3 separate regions of the Homo sapiens genome follow, and regions 1 and 2 are each linked to region 3. Evidence: chromatin contacts called from ENCODE Hi-C or POLR2A ChIA-PET data. All regions are on one chromosome and are shown on one strand. The core of a region is the stretch at or near the end of the contact, and the rest is flanking DNA. Distances in the headings are between cores, read along the strand shown.

Region 1 (3,805 bases), core at 420-2,919, 1.3 Mb after region 3:
TGAGAAAGGAAATAATGGTGTTCTTTCAAATTTAAGCATCTAAAGATACACAGCTCTGCATTAAATACACTTGATTATTTCTAGACCACAAAATATACAAGAAAAACTAAACATGTTGCTTTTATTTTTTAAGGGCTTTCCACAATTCTTTGGGTATGACAGTATTATGAACACCACCATTATAATATAGGTGCTTCATAACATGAATGATATGACCAACTCATTGCCCATTTCCCAAAAGGCCACAGAGAAATAATTTAATATATAATCAAAGTCAGGTTGATGAAAAGGAAGAAGGCTCACAGCTTTCATAGGGGACTGAGAAGACAGAAATCTTCTGATGTTTTGAAAATGCAAGAGCAATGTACATAAAAGTGCTTTGTAAACTGAGTTTACATCAAAAAGGAGCACTTCATTCAACACAATTATTATTAGAATCTCTAACAGCGGAATTATCATACAGGCCTATTGTCTGCTATCCAGCACTTGCAGTAATCACAGAATTTCTTTGGCTGTGACTTCCAGTAGTCCGCCCTGAAAAAGAGAGACAACAAGGCTAAGCTCATGTAAAACTTAAAAAAGGTTAAATTCTGCATGCTTTACAGTTTTTAAAGTTTGAAATATATGCCCCTGCTACTGAATCTTGTCTTGTTATGTATAGTCGTTTTATTATTTATCTGGTTGGAGCACAGTCAATTGAAATTCTGTTGCCAGCGGAGTAGAAAAAGTCTGTATCTGATTCATTACAAAACTCCCTTCAATAAAATGGCTTTCAAAAATTCCTCACTTGTTATCGTCATCGTTATGAAAAACTAAGGAACATCTTAGAAGAACATTTATCCTTTCTGGCTTTGGGGGAGGTTGCTGTAATGGAAACCTGAAGAAACTCATAAAGTTTGCCTTAAATCAAGTTATTCCCACCAAGAGAACAACGTACAAGACTACTCTGGGGAAAACTGTAGTTCCTCCCAGACTCTCAGTTAAAACAAACTGTTCTTGAGCCTCAAGGCAAGAGAGAACTGGAAAAGCCATGGGACTTCGTAGACGGCCGACAAAAAAAAAAAAAAAAAAAAAAAAAAAACCATTACGCTATCCAGGGCTGGCCGCTTCCAGTGGGCGGGGGAGGCCGCAGCCCAGCCCTAGTTTCACAATACCCTAGGGTTCAGGGGCTTCGGAAACCCAAGGGGTGCATGCGACCCCCGACAGCGTCGTAGAGAGAGCACTGCGTCGCTTCACCCGCGGCCGTCCAACCAGCCCCCTGAACCGGCCGCCGGCCTCCCCCTAGAGCCCGTGCCCCATACCCCAGGGCGTTCAGCGGGGTAACATTTCTACCCCGCCCTGAGAACCGGCCCTGCAGGTCTGGGGCCGGTCCCGAGCGAGTTAAGAACGCGTCTGTCACGCCCCCGGCCGAAGGGCGGGAGGAGAGGAGGGGAAGACCCGGGCGAGAAAGGGCGGCCCAGAGAAACAACACCTCGTTGTTCAGGGCCTGAGACCCAACTCACATGACTGCGCCAGCCGCTCTGCAAGTCGTCCAGGGTTCCACTCAGACTCGCGCTTTCCCAGCGGGACGAGTCGAGCTCTTCCAGCCGCCCGATGCCCACCCGAACCTCCCTCCGATCCAGACACCTTACTCAGTCCCCGGGACCAGCGTTCCGCTGTTCCCAACTACGGGTGCCCAGACGATCCAATCCGCGTTCGAAATCGCCTCCTCTCCCCTCCCCCTACAGGGGCGGTACTCCCGGCTCCAAAGAGGTGGGGTCGGTATAAAGGGGTTGAGGTCACCGGGAAGGGGTAAAAGCGCGACGGGACCTGAGCTGAAGGACGGGATCTCAAGCCTCAAGTCCCTGCGCCATCCCGCCGTCTCTGTGTCCTCCCCTGGGGCCCAAAACCTCCATCCTCCTTCTAGGCTCGCTGGCTCAAGGCCAAGGAGCTCAGCGCGCCGCCTCCGCCCGGAACGCAAACAGCTGTTCCCAGAGACGTCTCCGCTCTCAACTTTGCCAACTACTCCGCACGCACTTTGACCAGCGGAGCAACCGGGACCTGTGGGTCGGGGTCCTCTGGCGGAGTTAAAAAAAAAAGAGGTGAAACTGCGGGACCGGCGCTGCGAGTCGCTAGGCTTCGCCTCAAACTTTGCTGTTGCAGCGGAGCGGCCCCGCCCCTCCTCTCCCCTACGACGCCCACGCGCTCGGATGGGGCTTGTTCCCTAGCTCGGGAGCGTGTGGGCAGCAGCAGCGGCGGCGGCGGCGGCGGCGGCGGCGGCGGCAGCAGCAGCTTCAGTAGCGCAGAGGCGGCGGTGGCGAGAGGTGCGGCGAAGGAGGCAGAGGCACTTATGCTTGTCAGGTGGGTCACGGCAGTTTCTCATAGCACTTCCCATATGGTCTAGCGGTTAGGATTCCTGGTTTTCACCCAGGTGGCCCGGGTTCGACTCCCGGTATGGGAACGCTTCCTTATTTTTCTTTTTTTTTGCAACTATCGGTTTGGAGGGCTGACTTTTTAAATCTTGTGTTCTGGCTCCTTTCTTGTCCCCGTCTGGGTGAGTTTGTAGAAAATAAGCATTACTGTAGTTAGTGGCGCCAGGAGCTGGGCTGCGGCTTTTGGAGCCTCGAGTGCCACGCCGTGCCTGCTGGAGAAGCGAATGCGCTTCCGATCCTTCTCCCTCCCGCCTCCGGCTCACGGGGCTGGTGGGCCCTGAGGGAGTTTCACTTTCCCCTGGGCTGCTCCCCCGCCCCTCCGGCCCGTAGTTTTCCAGACGCCCGGGAGGTGATGATTAACTCCGGCCTTGCGTTATCTCCTCCCAGCGCCCCCGTCCGGCCCACACCCTCTTCAGCCGCTCTTGCGACTCTTCCTATGCAGGACGGGCTGACCCCCCTGCCCTGGGCGCCCCAGAGCCCGCGCCCGGACCAGTAGCTCTAGTGGTTCTCTGGCCGCAGGGTATTTACGAGGCCCCACGGAACACAGTGTGCCTTCCGCGCCCTCCCGGGGGGACGCGCTTTCCCGGCCGCGCAGCCGCCCGGCGCCCCTTTCCGCCGCGTGTGCGCTCGCGTCTCCACCCGCGGCGCCTGAGCAAGCGCGAGGCCGGCCTGCGAGGTCTTCCCAACTTGACTTAAGGGGCGCTGGTCGCAGTCACGGAAAGTACCCTCGAAAAAAGGCCTTTGGGAACGAGAATCTTTTTTCTTTCCCTTTAAAAATACACACCACGAGCTATGGAGGAGAAAAATACCACTCTGATGAGATGGCTTTAAATAAGTATATCGACTTTCCAAAGGGTCTAACATTTTGAGCGCGGTTGATTTAAAGAAAAAAATTGATTAAAACAACGGCAAAACATCCTGGGGTGGAGGTGGGGCTTGGGAAAGAGAAAATTGGCTGGAGACTGGGGAGGGGACGTTAAAACAAAGTTTCACTGTATTTTTAAATATAGAAGCCCTGTGTTTATTACAAAGAAGGGACAGCTGTGTCAGCAGCATGTGAGCTGTAAATGAAACAAAAGCGTTATCTTAAATGCAAGCTGAAATTAGAAAATAGGGTCGGCTATAATGTTTATTGGGCCTCTGGGAACAAACGAAGAAGGAAAAAGTGACTCTTGTAGATGGGTTTCTGGTCAGTGCCATTACTGAAAGCAGATGTTTTGGTTGTTAGTATGTGTGTTCCCAGACTATTTTGTAGCTTTAACTGCACAGTAAATTTGTTAATGTGATCTGCGTGATTAAGGATTAATTAGGCTTACCTTGTTAAAAAGAAAGAAAAAGCCTAAGTATTTTAAATCGTCTTCATTAATTCAAATATTTGTGTGTTTGCTACACAC
Region 2 (4,232 bases), core at 1,172-3,671, 1.4 Mb after region 3:
TGAAAATGATTTATCCCAAATATCAAGAGATTGCATAATATATAAAAGCATTTTAATTGACAGTTGTACTGGGGTATGGTAAGGTACTTTTGCTAGGTATTTGTCTAGGGGATTTCTTATTTTTCCAGATATTCTGCTAAGGAAAAAATATTAATGAAGTTCTGTTAATATAGATATAAAGGTACCAGTAGGAAATCTGGGCTTTTCTTGCTTTCTTTGCCACTAACTGGCTGTGTGTCCTTGGACACATCAGAATGCTCTAGGCCTAAATTCTTTTTTCTTTTCAGTGAATATGTTGTCCTAGGTAATCCTTAGATCTTTTTCAGCTCTAATATCCTGTGATTTCACACTTTTAGATTGAGAATGGGCAAACTTTGGAAGACTGTGTGCAGTTTATCTTCATACCACTGACTTCATTTCTGCTGGGAGCTAATATAGAGCCTTCTACCATGTTATAATAGAAAACAGATTTTTTAAAAGACCAAACTATGGTCAATCACACAGGAATTCAGTCATTACAGATTATGGGTTTATTGCTTGCTTCTCATTTCTACTTGGTATAACTTCACTTCTTTTCTCTCACTTTCTTACTCTGTTTTCTTTCATTTCTGTTATATTTTTTCAATGGTTTTTCCGAATATTGCATTTCTTACCATGACTATCTGTATATACTGAAAAGAGCCCTTTTATTAGGTTACCACATCTTGTGAAAGTTCTTTCTGTTCAGTTACTTGGTGTCTAGAGTTACTGTAGCATTCCAGTTTTTTAGATACTGCCAACCTACAAACATGCCATATGTACATAAACAGACACAGTCTGAATTACATACTTCATTAGAGAAGTCATTCAACCACGTCATTGCTTTAAGCTGGTATATTTCACCTTCTTTATCCCAGAATTGTCTGATCTAAAACCTTTTTGTTTGATTGATTCTCTTTATTAATTTTCTTTCTTTTTTTTTTTTTTTTTTTTGAGACAGAGTCTTGCTCTGTTGCCCAGGCTAGAGTATAGTGGCGTGCCTCGGCTTACCACAGCTTCTGCCTCCTGGGTTCAAGCAATTCTCCTGCCTCAGTCTCCCAAGTAGCTGGGATTACAGGCACTCACCACCATGCCCAGCTAATTTTTTTTTTGTGTTTTTGGTAGGGACGGGGTTTCACCATGTTGGTCAGGCTGGTCTCGAACTCCTGACCTCAGGTAATCTACCCGCCTCGGCCTCCCAAAGTGCTGGGATACAGGCGTGAGCCACGGCACCGGACTATTTATTAATTTTCACCATAAACAGTTGGTACCATAGTAACTTAAAAGGAGAGCAGTGATTTTCGGCCGGGTGCTGTGGCTCACGCCTGTAATCCCAGCATTTTGGGAGGCCGAGGCGGGTGGATCACAAGGTCAGGAGATCGAGACCATCCTGGCTAACACGGTGAAAGCCCGTCTCTACTAAAAAATACAAAAAATTAGCCGGGCGTGGTGGCGGGCGCCTGTAGTCCCAGCTACTCAGGAGGCTGAGGCAGGAGAATGGCGTGAACCCGGGAGGCGGAGCTTGCAATGAGCCGAGATGGCGCCACTGCACTCCAGCCTGGGCGACAGTGAGACTCCCACTCAAAAAAAAAAAAAAAAAAGAGCAATGATTTTCTAAAAATATATTTATGAATTCGTGGGTTTAATATCCTTGTGTCTAAAAACCTTTCTGAAGGAATCTTAAATTTACATTCAATCAGTGATCAATTTTGACTATCATATTTTTTTTAGTACCTGAAATCTTCTATAATAAATTAAACAAGTAGCCATTTGAAGTGGTTGTAGTAGCTAGTAGTGTGGCTGAGGGTTTTGTGTTTACCATCAGTGAAGTCATTTTGTTTGGAATGAGGCATAATGGGACTCTGTGTTAGGGAAGCTTGCCAGAGTGAAGTCCTCGCCTTGAAGCAGCAGGATTTGTTAAAAAGACGCCAAACCTTGAAGCACTGGAATAGAATTACAGTTTTGTTGACAATGGGCTATAATGTTCTTTTTCTGGAGTCTAGCAAATAGCTATGGTAATAGAGACTTCCAGGGAGTACAGAAATGACCCTTAAGGAATTATTAGTTACCTAGCATGCACCTGTTACATATTTCTTGCATATACTTACAGCGCTAAAGAAGCTAATGTTAATTCAGTGCATGTTATGTGCCAAGTATTCTGCACATGCATTTTTGCATCTACACAACAGCTCTAGGTTTTGGTATTACTTTACCCGTTTTACAGAAGGAAGAGACTTGAGACTGACACCTATTTTATGGAAAGAGGGGACTGAGACACCAAGCAAGTAACTTGTCCAGTCTTCTGTCACACTGCAGAAGATTGGCACCCAATCGGTCTGACTCCAGAGCCTGTTCTCTGAACTGCTTTGTGTTACTATTTTACTTTAACTCCAAAGCTTATTTTGGGGATGACAGGTTAGGAACCTTGTTGCTAAGTATTCCTGTGGCATGTCTCCTTGGAGAATAAGAATATGGTCCTCACCCAATTAAGAGACATCTGAGCCAGCCTAAGATTTTTTTATTATCTGGTAGATGTCTGCCTGGATGCCCTCTGAAAACTGTGCAAATAAGTTGACCGCTTATGTCTGTGTGATGAAGAAGTAGTTTCACTTATGTTTTTCCTTGTTACTTTATAAAGACTGACACTTTGAAAAAAACATGTTTGAGAACTATTAATACAGCAGAGTGCTTCCTGACTATAATAGATAATTAAGGATGGGTAAATTTAAACAAGTTTTAAATTTACTGAGGACCTTTCAATTTGTTAGGTTAGAACAGAAGCCTTTTTTCTAATCCGAGTGCCCATATTTTTTTTCCATCTAAGACCGTATTTGAGGAATTAGATGATGCATTTAGTTTTGGACATGTTTTTTACACACTGACTTCAAGGGGCACTGATGTAGACTTGTCTTATAGTTTAGTGACTGGATTTGGAGCTCAGAAGCTGAACCTAGAGATGGAGATTTTAAAAATTTTTTACATATGCGTTTACTTAATCTGTGTTATAAACTGTTATAGCAGAAAGGACTTTGGTGGATTTTAGAGGCCCAGCTGTATATTACAGTTTTAGAGAGAGTCCTGATTTAGGAAACAAGAATTCTAGTTTTAGTTCTGTTTTGCTTGTAGACCGTGAGAACTTGACCACCCCAATTTACTAATTAAAAATGGAATCATTGATTTAGATCTTCAGTCTTGTCTGTTACTGAAAAAATTGTAAGATACCTGGGCTTTGTAATCAAAGATTATAAGAATCTTTGATATCTACAGGTGCTCCCTCTGGATCAGGTATCAGAAAATGTATTCTCAAGAATCACCTTGATGCAGAAGAGTATATAAGTACACAGGGGAGAGGAAGAGGAGCAGGAAAGATGACAGAGAATCAAAGACATGATTGAGCCAGTAAAATGCTTTTCTTTGCTTACACATTTTCAGTTTGTGGACTTCTCTATAGAAATAAGCAAAAGCTACATGCCAGAGCAAAAGTGTCTTTTTCTGCTGCAATAAGTGGCTTAGTGATTGTGGGGAGCCATTTCAGTTTTGATTTATTACTGTTAGTTGTTAGTATGTATAAGGTGTGGGTATGTTGGTTGCTTATCCTGATTTTTTAGATTTCTGAAAGACAACTGTTAAAGCACAGTAGCAGTGTGGAAGTGCTGGTACGAAAAGGTACATGACAGCAGTGGAAAAGAAAGTGAAACTTAAATTTACCTAGACGTATTCACACTGGCCATTGGCACAATGTCATTTTGCATTTATGAACAAATGGGTTTTGAAATAGCCTTCTGGAACCTAATCTTTTACAGAGAAACTTCTGTATCAGCAAACATCCCTTGATTCTGGTTATGTTTTCTTACTCTCGTTTTTCAAGCTTGTGATAATAGTTTCCTCTTTATCAGAAGTATATCAGTTATTCTTTTTTAAATAAAGGATATTTGTAGAAATAGCTTAAATATCTAATGATATTTATTTATTGAACACAGAGTCTCATTCTGTAATGCAAGCTGGAGTACAGTGGCAATCATGGCTCACTACGGCCTTGAACTCCTGGGCTCAAGTGATCCTCCTGCCTCAGCCTCCTGAGTAGCTAGGATCACAAATGCACACACACCAACACAGCCAACTAATTTTTTATTTTTTGTAAAGACGAGGTCTTGCTATGTTGCCCCGGTTGGTCTTGAATGTGTAGTCTCAAGTGACTCCTTCCCCACCAGCCT
Region 3 (3,996 bases), core at 1,450-3,949:
ACCTTGGCTGTGGTTAATACAGGTGTGCTCACTGTGTCATAATTCATCAAGCTGAACACTGGTGACTGTGCGCTTTTCTGTATGATCATAATACTTCAATTTTTTAAGGTTTATTTTAAACACATAATTCTTCCCCTAAACTTTCTAGCAAGGCTGGACTGTTTGAGGCTTAATGGTCCAGGACCCATGATATCTGCCCTAAGCCCTCTCTGTTTGTTTTCTTTTACCCAGTAGTTGAATTCCAGTAAATTAATTGAGGGTAGGATGAAAGTAAATTATAAAGTAGCTCCATTACTAACTTGCTGTGACTTTTGCAGTTACCATGTTGTACAACAGATCTCTTAAGCATATTCCTTCTTTTAGTTTTAGAAAAATTTAAATATTTTTCTTAGTGTGACAGCTCTTACATAATACTCTAAAATGAATTTCTGTGCTGCTTTTTAACTTTCTACCGTTGGCTACCAAGTTATAACCCGAGAGTACTGTTCTGAGCTACATTGCATCTTCCCCAAATTTATATGTTGAAGTCCTAACCAGCCAGTACCTCAGAATGTGATTGCATTTGGAGATAGGGTATTTAAAAAGGTCATTGCATTAAAACGAGGGCACATAGAGTGGGCCCTAATCCAAAATAACTGGTCTCCTTATAAGAAGAAGAGATAAGGACACAGACAAAGACAGAAGGAAGACCATGTGAAATCACAGAGAGAAGACAGCCACCTACAAGCTAAGGAGGGAGGCCTCAGCAAAAAACAACTCAGCTGACACCTTGATCTTGGACGTACAGCCTCCAGAATTGAAAGAAAATAAATTTCTGTTATTTAAGCCAACTTTATTATGGCAGCCCTAGCAAACCAATATAAGTATCAATCTCCATTGCAAGTGAAGTATTGCTGTAATAAATAACACACAATTTCATTGTGTATGTACCATCTCCAAGTAAACTGGAAACTTTTTGATGTTCGTGAATGTGACTTTTATTCCTTGGACCATCTCATAAAAAAAGCACCATTTATATACATAATAGATGCTCAGTAAATATTTAAAACCCATTTCTTAAACTGCAGGATATATGAAGACCTCTTTGTCTTCCTCTATTTCAGGGTTTCAGCCTTATTGACATTTTGGACTGAATAGTTCTTTGTTGTAGAGGACTGTCCTGCATGTTGTAAGACATTTAGCAGCTTCCTGGGACCTCCCACTAGACACCAGTGGTACAAACCCCCTTCCCATTGTTGTGAAAACCAAAAATGTCTCCAGACATTGTCAAACCTCCCCTGAGATTCAAGCCACTCCTGGTGGAGGACTGATCTATTGTAGCCATTTCTTTTTCTCCTCTTCTTGGATATTCTGTTTCAAGTATTATACAAATCTGGAGATTCCTTAGAGATATGTATTATGAATCCTGAGCATCATCAGGGTAACAAGAAATAAGGCCAAATTTATTGGGGGAGGGTGGCTGGTGCACCTCTGATTATGATTTGGTAGGGCTATTTTGTCAAATCTGGCCTGTAGAAAGAAGTCTCTATAGTAGGACAAGACCAAAGAAAAGACTAAAAATGTCAAGACGGTGGTTTCTGCTGAGTCAGAAGCCCAGGCCTCTCTTCCCAAGATTTCACCTCCTGGACACTGGTCACTAGCTAGGATCAACACAGGCAAGGAGTTATTTCTATCTCCAGTAGGATTGACTATTTTAAATGATTTGCGGATTCAGCCATTTCATAGCAAACAAATCCCACATCACAAAAACCACCAGGGAAATTGCCACTAATGAGTATGCTTGTTAACGACCTTAGTAAAGAAGGCAAGAAGGCAGTGGCTGAAACGGCTGGGCCCCAGAACTGTGGTCTCCCCTCTGAAGCTGGCCTCACACCCTGAGGCTGAGGTTAGTGTGAGAAGACAGTGTGACCTCTCACTTCCTACGCACCTCCCTCCTGGAGAACCATCTCAGGACCTCAGGATTGGCCTCTGGATCTCACCAACTAGTGCCCATGACTTTCATGGGTGTAAAAATAAAATTATGGTGGTAAAGCTCATGGGGTCATCCCATCTACTAAGAATCTGAAAGACTGATGGGTCATGCTTTGTGGCCCAAAACCACAATCTAGTCTGATGGTTCCATTGCCTCTGCCATCTGATATGATATCACACGGAGGGAAGAGGCAGAGCCTAGGAATAAGGCAGCCTGGAGCCAGATTATGGAGGGCTCCATGCCAAAAATACTAAATATAGATTATTTCTGGACTCATAAACTTCCCATGCCAAGAAGTCATTTTCTCTGATGTTTGTGGGGGAAGCATGGACATGGTATTGAAGACACCAGTGATTTAGTTAAATCACAGGAAACTCCTATAATCCCTGTGCTACTAGAATTCCCAGCAATACGTTTATGTAAGTAACTATAACATGAGATAATAAAAAGCTACCTAGAGAGAAGAAGAAGAAGCCCAAAACTCTTCAAGTCTCTTTAGAAGCAAAGGAAGTACTTTTCTGATGCAAAGCTTCGTAGCAGATATAGTAACACTTTCCGTTTCCACTTTCTGAATTACTCATCTCACTATTTACCATCCCAGAGTTACCAAGGGTAACAGTGAGACAAAAATGTACCCCCACTGGGACTAAAAAGGAAGTCTGGGTTGTATTTCACACCTGCTCCCTCTCCTTCAGCTCTGCATTGGGTGACAGATGCAAAACTCCTTCAGATTTGACTAAAGGTAACCCACACTCCTGGAGTTTGAGTGAATACCCACAAGCCACAGGCTAAATATGTCAGAGGGAGTTTTATAGGGGTTCCCACAGCTTCCCCATTTCCTTCCAGCTAAGTAACATGGTGCCCAGGGTTCTTTTGGTGCAGTGCAGCTTGGAGATTTGATATACGCAAAGGGGTGCATCTGTTTCCAGAAGGGCATAGTTAGCTGCCATTGGCCATCATGCTCGACACAAACTACTCCGCGTTCACATCATCACAATTTACATTATCTTCTATATCATTTTCTGTGACACATTAAATTCCCCATGCAAAAGCCATTTTCCTATCTCTTTCCTTTGCTAGAAAAAGAAGTCAATAATGACCACATTGCTTAGTGCTTACAATAGTTTTATTGCTTTTGTACTAGGTTATGATAGACACTGCACAGACATTTTAATTCCATTTAACAAAAATAAAACAGAAATACAACTTTCAAAATGAAATTGAGTACTGGCTAGGCACAGTGACTCACGTGTGTAATCCCAACTCTTTGGGAGGTCAAGAGCAGGGAGTTCAAAACCGGCTTGGGCAACATAGTAAGACCCAATTTCTACAAAAATAGAAAATTAGCTTGGCATGGTGGCATGCTCCTACAGTCCTAGCTACTCAGGAGACTAAGGCAGGAGGATTCATTGAGCACAGATGTTCGAGGCTGCAGTGAGCAAGGATGGGACGTACTGTATTCCAGCCTGGGCAACAGAGCTAGACCCTGTCTCAAGAAAGAAAGACAAAGGGGGTGGGGGGAGGAAGGAAGGAGGGGAAGGAAGGAAAAAAGGAAGGAGGGAAGGAAGGGAGGGAGGGAGGGAACCAAGTACCAGTGCTGAGGACATGTAATATACTAAAAGAGCCTATAATGTGAATTTGAACTTTGTCTGCCACCTTGAAAAAGAGTAATAGAGAAGTCTTTTTTTTTTTTTTAACATATGCTGTGTCTCACAAGCCCTTCATCCAATGGGAAAACAGCAAGTGTGGAAAATTTAGAACACATCTAGTATTAGGGCATAGCCCAAGTTGCTGTAGCAAAGTTACACAAAACACAGTGCCTCAAGCAGAATGGAAAAATATTTCCTTTTAACAGAGGAGCACATAGGTTGTGGGTAAGGCAAGGCCAAGAAGCTGACTCTGCTCCATGAGGTCCTCCAGGGACCCAGGATCATCTTCTGTTTTTAAAAAAAATTAAATCTAATTTCTATAGAGCCAAATACACTTTTCCAAGTGTTTCCACTTGTTGCCCTAGCAACATTCCC

Evidence for each region. A loop is a pair of places that touch in the nucleus more often than their neighbours do. ChIA-PET counts read pairs that join two places held with the same protein, here RNA polymerase II (POLR2A). Pooled maps may share reads with other maps.
Region 1: a loop to region 3 is called in a map of B cell, with 38 times the contacts of the local background. The contact joins the promoter of WBP4 here to the enhancer-like site in region 3. A Hi-C loop is called at or near these places in 1 of 168 maps with a recorded cell type or tissue (B cell) and 5 of 50 pooled maps. POLR2A ChIA-PET finds 5 or more read pairs at or near these places in 1 of 52 experiments (MCF 10A).
Region 2: a map with no recorded cell type shows a loop between it and region 3 (3-fold over the local background). The contact joins two enhancer-like sites. A Hi-C loop is called at or near these places in 1 of 37 single-sample maps with no recorded cell type and 3 of 50 pooled maps. POLR2A ChIA-PET finds 5 or more read pairs at or near these places in 1 of 52 experiments (activated CD4-positive, alpha-beta T cell).

The regions. Positions count from the first base shown.
Region 1 is chr13:41,059,373-41,063,177 of GRCh38, reverse strand. WBP4 (WW domain binding protein 4) reads right to left here and starts at 1,669. Exons shown (of 10, transcript NM_007187.5): 1 at 1,503-1,669; 2 at 462-534. The coding sequence starts at 1,504. It overlaps TRE-TTC1-2 (tRNA-Glu (anticodon TTC) 1-2), which reads left to right and starts at 2,369; the gene lies at 2,369-2,440. It also overlaps a transcript of ELF1 not described here. RefSeq lists a silencer at 2,875-3,054.
Region 2 is chr13:40,984,325-40,988,556 of GRCh38, reverse strand. All of the region lies in intron 1 of ELF1 (E74 like ETS transcription factor 1), which reads left to right. Among named protein-coding and RNA genes, the nearest start is that of ELF1, 33 kb to the left of the region's middle. RefSeq lists enhancers at 3,396-3,675, 4,095-4,164. Within about 2 kb of position 2,421, at least 4 of the 41 ENCODE cell types and tissues checked have a DNase peak (open chromatin) inside an H3K27ac peak, as active enhancers do.
Region 3 is chr13:42,376,519-42,380,514 of GRCh38, reverse strand. No RefSeq gene overlaps it. Among named protein-coding and RNA genes, the nearest start is that of LINC02341, 46 kb to the left of the region's middle. RefSeq lists an enhancer at 2,427-2,506. Within about 2 kb of position 2,699, at least 5 of the 41 ENCODE cell types and tissues checked have a DNase peak (open chromatin) inside an H3K27ac peak, as active enhancers do; they include B cell, where a contact is called at or near this core.